2 separate regions of the Mus musculus genome follow, and region 1 is linked to region 2. Evidence: chromatin contacts called from ENCODE POLR2A ChIA-PET data. All regions are on one chromosome and are shown on one strand. The core of a region is the stretch at or near the end of the contact, and the rest is flanking DNA. Distances in the headings are between cores, read along the strand shown.

The links. ChIA-PET counts read pairs that join two places held with the same protein, here RNA polymerase II (POLR2A).
Region 1: POLR2A ChIA-PET joins it to region 2 with 11 read pairs in embryonic stem cell. The contact joins the promoter of Zfp874b here to the promoter of Zfp457 in region 2. POLR2A ChIA-PET finds 5 or more read pairs at or near these places in 3 of 5 experiments (Patski and embryonic stem cell).

What each region holds. Positions count from the first base shown.
Region 1 is chr13:67,482,815-67,486,089 of GRCm38, reverse strand. It overlaps Zfp874b (zinc finger protein 874b), which reads left to right and starts at 1,837. Exons shown (of 4, transcript NM_001076791.2): 1 at 1,837-1,949. The coding sequence starts at 1,944.
Region 2 is chr13:67,304,311-67,307,896 of GRCm38, reverse strand. Zfp457 (zinc finger protein 457) reads left to right here and starts at 1,485. Exons shown (of 4, transcript NM_001003666.2): 1 at 1,485-1,547. The coding sequence starts at 1,542.

The DNA of each region.
Region 1 (3,275 bases), core at 588-3,087, 180 kb before region 2:
TAGTTCTATGATGACTAATATTATGGAAAGTCAGAAACAAGAGTGAGGCTGTTGAACAGTGTATTTATGGGTATTAATTAAACAATGTATAAAATACTTAGAGAAATTAAGATTGCAAACAAGATGGCCAGGGACAGGAAATGAACTATTATGGAAGCTTGCTGGCCATACATGCCGTAAAACATGGTTTTGAACACAAGAATACATGTAAATGTGAAAGATAAGTAGATGGCTGAGGAGTAAGCAAACGCAAATCAGATCCATATGAAGCAAAATCACTGAGTTCCACTTTGTGCTTCAGATTATTCAGAGAATCTTACAGACTTCTGTTCATCAGGTTCATGTAAAGGCCAAGTTCCAAAGTGAGGTACAGTAACTAAGAGAAATATTTCTGAGACTCACTAAAACTAACTTTCTTACATGTAACAGTAATCTTCAACTCCAATAGTCCCGTACAAAAACACATACAATCCAGTTATTATATTTATAAGCAATAAACCTAGATTGGCAGAACTATACTAACTTATCCCCAGCTAGGAGACCGTTGGTTATCTGCAGTTTCTCCTGGTCACGTGGTTCAGCTCCATCTTAGCTGCTGCTTCCTCCTCTCCTGTCATCTCTCCCTCCCCATCTCTCGCTCTCCAAGATCTCCTCTCTCACCTTTCCTCTCCACGGCCCAATCACAGGCTTTTGCTTTTATTGACCAGTAAATGGGGAGAAGATTCACAGGAGAGCACCTGAGTACTTGATCCACCACTCTCCCGGGGGCCACCCCTCTTGAGGATGCAGAATTAACATGAAAATTCAAACAACATCAGGACAACCCACAACACTTACATAAGCTAAAGGTTGAAAATATGGACAAAGGATCTGCGATGGATCTGGGCGATCTTTACTGATAAACAACAGAGAGGAGGACTTTAAAATTGTTCGATACTCCGGAGGCAGAGGCAGGCAGATTTCTGAGTTTGAGGCCAGCCTGGTCTACAAAGTGAGTTCCAGGACAGCCAGGTCTAAACAGAGAAACCCTGTCTCGAAAAATCTAAATAAATAAATAAAATTGTTCGATGATTTAGTCTGTTTCTCTTGACTAACCTCCGACACGAATGGATTCCAATATTCACATGAAAACGATTTCCTGCAGTGGCTTGTGATCTGTGTACGGCTTGTAGTTGATTTCTAGAAGAGCCATTGCACAGGGCATCCAGAGTGATGGCGCTTAAGCCTTGTGGTGATCTCCTGTAAATAATCCGTGATTGTTACCTAAAATCCATGGCATTGTCTTCTTTGGGAATATCAAAAGCTTAGCATAACCTCAGTTATAAAACAATCCTGGTAAACCCGACACATTGGCTGTCAGTCCATCAGAAGCTGATTCCCCGGCGGCTTTTGCTAAAGCTTATCACATCCTGGAGTGTCTCTATCTCTTACCATCTTGGTAACTCAGTACACTGACAAATATTCACACAGGGTGTCAATACAGGAGAACGCGGCTCACTTAAGTATGTGCAGTACTGGGTATTAAGCCAAAGCCTTGAGGCAGTTTCCTCAAATAGCTGTAAATTTCACCGGAAATGAAGAAATTAAGAACTTTGCCAAGAAAATCCTCTGCCCCTTTAAGCTGGACCACAGAAACTGAGGAATGCACTCGGCTCGTTAGAACTGGGCTCAGTTCGTGGCCTCCATGCTTCTTAACTAGGCGACACTAACTAGGTGACAGACATCAATGCAGAAATCCAGGACCATTTTGTAGTACAACTCACTCTCCTAAGACTCCTGCAACGCCATCGCACAGACTTGTGGGAAATGTAGTCTGTAGCACGGTGACGTCACAGATCGGTACTTTGGTAAACAAGAGTTCAGCTTTTGGTAAGCATGTGCGGCTCTTATCCAAAGCTGGGCCAGACTCTGGTCCTGCTGTGCTCTCCCGTTGGATCTCTGACATGGAGGTTGGTCCAGGGTTCAGTCACCCCAGGGTCTGTGCGGGGTGCATAGGTCCGGAGGGAACAGGGACCGGGTGGAATGGAAGCTGGGAGGAGCTGATTTGGAGGAGCTTTCTGGACAGGGCTGGTGAGAGGGCGCTGCGGGGGTTAGTGGGACTGACCTCTGTTTAGACCGACAGAATTCAAGGAATGGAGAAGCTTGTAAGTTCAAGGATTGCCTAGGCAATGTTGGCTGGGTGAAGGTCTTTGCCTGGTCATGGTGATTCTGGGCGTTCACTTTCCAGCTTTCTGGTGGAAGTATTAGCTGGGTCACTCTCACGTGGATGTTACTGGATCGCTCAGTATGTTTAGATAAGAGGAGATCTGGTCCTTTCTGTACTTTATGGCTGTCTGTTACGGAGTTCAGGACCACTGAGAAAGATCACCAAATAAAACTAGGAATTAAAAGGTAAAAAACAAACCAACGAAACAAAACTGCTTTATTTAGAGCCACAATCTCCTTTGCCAGTTTGAGAACTGCTGCAAAAGGGTAGACAGGGGTTGGAATTCTTTAAGTCACAAAACACAGTTGTCTCAACTTGGGATGGTCTGCTTCATAAGGCATTATATTTTTTGTTTGTTTTCTGAGCAAGCACAGCTAAGAGAGATTAAAAAAAGCAGAATGCATGTCCGGTTACTATTGTTTGCTGTTTGTTTTTGTTGCTGTGTTGTACAACGCTCAGTTGGAAATGGAGCTAGTCTTTAATTCATCGCACATGCAGTTATTCTTGTCTTGCTTTGAGGTGACAGAACTTGCTAGGTTCCAGGGTCAGAGTCCTGAAGGGAGCATTGGTGTACGTGATATTTATCCCACTTTCTTTGAAATGAATTGTGGATTTAAAGAAGATTCACTTGGAATAGGAATCCCTCATGGAGGCTGTTCAGTTCCTCACTTGAAAGTAGCTTGACACCCATGTTTGCTAAAAGGATATTGAGCTGTTTCTCTTTTTTTTTTTTTTTTTTTTTTTGGTTTTTTCGAGACAGGGTTTCTCTGTATAGCCCTGGCTGTCCTGGAGCTCACTTTGTAGACCAGGCTGGCCTCGAACTCAGAAATCCGCCTGCCTCTGCCTCCCGAGTGCTGGGATTAAAGCCGTGCGCCACCACGCCCGGCTTGAGCTGTTTCTCAATGGAGGATTAATTAAAATCTTCCTAAGAAAGACAGATTTTAAAAAATTGCCTCCAGGGTTAGGAACCTTAGAGGTTGTAAAGCATGGGATTGTAAAATCTGTCACAAGGTGTTAACAAAGGACACCAGAGGTGCCCTCACTGTAAGATTGCACACACACTGCCTGT
Region 2 (3,586 bases), core at 236-2,735:
GTTTCTCATGGCCATGTCTCATCTTTGAGACATGGCATCTTTGTCCTCTTTCCCCATTCTTCCTCCTTTTCCTGGTCTCTCTTCCTTCTCTCTCTCTTCTCGACCCTCTACCAGGTAACTCAAAACCCACCTACCTGTAATTTCTCCAGTAATTGGCTGTAGCCAATTTGATTTAACTAATAGTATTAAATCAAGGAACAAGGTTTGCACAACAGAACCTTGTAAATGTGAGAAGTCTGTGGTAGGCTTAGATCTTCGGGTATAGAATTTAGCATTACATACATAGCAACAGACCAGACCTCAACACATAACACATATTGGAAAACTAGCTATGCTGAGAAATAATAACTTTTGTGGCTTCTGACAATGCCCTTCACTGCAGCATTCAGGAGGAGGACAGACCAGTCATGATGCTTGCCAATCAAGCACAGGTACACACACGTACTGCTCCTTGCCTCTAGTTTCTCTGAGTGAGCAAATGATCTGCATCTCTGGATAAACATACTCCTGAAAAAGAATAGGGACTCTGCACAGTCTTTGCGCTGAAACGGGTTCCTTTTGGATCATTAGGATTCCGGGAAGTATGAAGCCTTTTCTGTAATGGAGTTTGTAACTTTGACTCAAGTATGAACTACACAGGAATAAACCTTCCCATGAAAAGGTAGGGATTCTCAATCCTGCATGTTTCCAGTGTAACTTCTTTATTACAGTGACTTATTTGACAGTAATATGAACATATATCTGATACCTTTGTATTCAAGGAGAAAACACTCAAGTGTTCTATTTAGAAGGGAGGGAAGTTCAAGACAGATAACACTAATGTTCAAATATTTTCAAATATGACCGATGACAGGATCAGTGCAGAGACAGGAAAATCAATAAGAAACATCAAACCTAAGGCAAAGGGAAATCCTGTAAGTGCACAATGGCTCGACAGTCAGTACACACACCATTGTGATCCCAGGAACTCTGCCCCTCCCCTTGGGAGACAGGAAAGCCTGTACTAAGAAAACATCTGCTGGTGACTAGATTTGATCTCCAATTCTTCTATCTTAAGCGACTAAGATGGTTTCAATAGAATCGTAAAGAGATAATGCTCACTCCTACATTAACTTCCTGCTTCCACATTCTTAAATAAAGCAGATCATGAAAGCATGAATTTTTCATTCGTGAATGATTCTATACATAGATCAGAGTTGTAGCAGAGATAACATGGAAACGTGATGAACGTGATTACTGTGAAAGGCTCATCTTACAGGCAAACATTTCGTGCCATGACCAAGGATTTTAAAAGAGCCCAAATTCCATGTGCATGCCCATGTGCAGCTGCTCTCAGTGGACTGTAATCCAGGCAGTGTACAAAAGCTCTTCAGTGGGTTCCCGGAAGTCCTTCCAACTGACTTGTGGGAAATGTAGTCCCATCGCCTGTGACGTCATCAGAAAGAGCTGTCAGCAACAAAATTCCGTATTCTTTCTTCAAACTTCGCTTCTTCTCAAATTTGTGCAGCTGTCCTGTTGAGCGCTGCATTTGGATTTCTGCCATGGAGGTTGGTGCAGGGAACAGCACCATCTTGCAGATCTGAAGGACTGTGCAGGGTGGCGGATAGGGCACAGAGAGTGCCAACTTGGGCTTGTGAGACAGGAAGCTGCTGACCTTGAGGTGCTGTGCTGACCTAGGCTGGGCCACTGTCCCTGGGCACAGGTTTGAAGAGGAGAAGGTTGGAAACAGCAGGATGGCAAGGGCAGGCAGGGTCTGCTCACTGCCTGTGCCTGAGATGCTGACGGGAGCTCACGCATCTTTGCTGGGGAAACGTGCTCTGCCTAGCTGACGGGTTCTCCTGTGGTGGTTGTCAGATTCTTAGGACATACAGAACACGTGGACATCTAGCGCCCCATATACTTTATGTCCTAGAGATTACTCCTGGTTTGAGCTCACACAGCTTCCCAAAGGTCCTAGTGTCTAGGGACAGAGAGTCCTGTGACGGTGATTGTTGTGTGGGTTGTTAGTTACTTTTCCTTTGGAATGAATTGTTAGATTTATGGATGCCTTGGTTAGAGTGGGAATTTCCAATAGACATCTCTGTGACTTGAATCATCACAATACATGGCTATGTAGCCACAGAATAATCTTGTAATTGGTATGAACCTATGTTTGCCCAATCCAGATAATTATGGATTTTGCACATCAAATTAAAATCGCTAGACAGCAGTACCTCAACGGTTCTGAGTATGTGTTCTGTCCAAATTTGGACTTCTTTTCAGATGAGAGACGACTTGGTGTGATGAGAGATTGCTGGGTGGGGCTGGAAAGTCTGAAAGGGAAGAGGAAAATGGCTCTGCTCATCTGCCAGGCTCTGTAAATTGTTCTCTAATCTGCCAGGCTCTGTACATTGCTCTCTAATCTGCCAGGCTCTGTACATTGTACTATGTTTTCTTATCACATGATTTTCTTCTGTCTCTTCACATTGTCAGCAGCGTCTGAACTGTCCTAAATTTAACTGTCTTAAATATTAAATTTTCTGTCCCTCAATGTGACATTCAGGTTTACTGAGGCACCTTTAATAGTTTTAGGAAGAATTCCCCAAGTTTTTCAACTGCTTTGGAACAGCTGGAATATAAATTTGGAAAGCTGTTATACATTTGGGGTCTAATGATTTTTCACATAGGTTCCTGTCTATGCATAGTTCTCCTCCTGAAGGGTTAAGAGAATAGTTTAGTCCAGAGCCATTTGAATAGCCTTGATCTGAGAACACAGATTTACTTTAATCCAAATTCTATGCTCCAACATGGAATCAGTTTCATGGTTTTACAGAACAAAGAATGTCATTAACCAAGGAAAATTTAAAATACTTTGGTGTGAGTCGATAGAAGCATGTACTACGATATATGGGAGATATTCTATTCACCTAAGATACCATCTGCTGAGATTTTAGCTTTTGGATTCATAGAAACTTATGTTCTCCCTTGTCAGTGGATTCTGGGAGGTTTTTATCTATTGTCATAAGCTATGTGGTCCACTATAGAGTGAGGCAAGGACTGACCCTGAAGGTAAAACCAGCCCAAGGTAAGACAGCTAACCCTGAACCTGCAGAATTCCAGGCTCTGCCCCTCGGTGAACTTACACGTGGGCCATCAGACTCTGCACCCACAGACTCCTTACAAGAGTTTTGCATTCACAGAATACACACAGATTTTAGTGTGTGTGTGTGTGTGTGTGTGTGTGTGTGTGTGTGTGTGTGTGTGTGTGTGTGTTTCAAGATTTCTCCTCCACAGCCGCTCCCCCTATCTCAGGGGATCTTGCTTATATTATCACTCTTCAGTCAAACCAAGTGTTTGTGAGCCAGAGCTGGAGCCTGACCTACAGCATTCAAGTCTACTGTCAGGAAGCATGGGCTTCAGACCACCTTGTCCTAGCTACTGGAATTTTCAATGAGTTTGCAACCATATCTAGAATAAATAGACACTTCCTAGTTAATGTTACATATAACAGTTTATCAATTGGGAATTGTGTGCTGCCTTGTGCAACAAAACACAGTCCTTATAATATAGAAAGAGTACATGAGCATCGTCACATATAACTTACAGG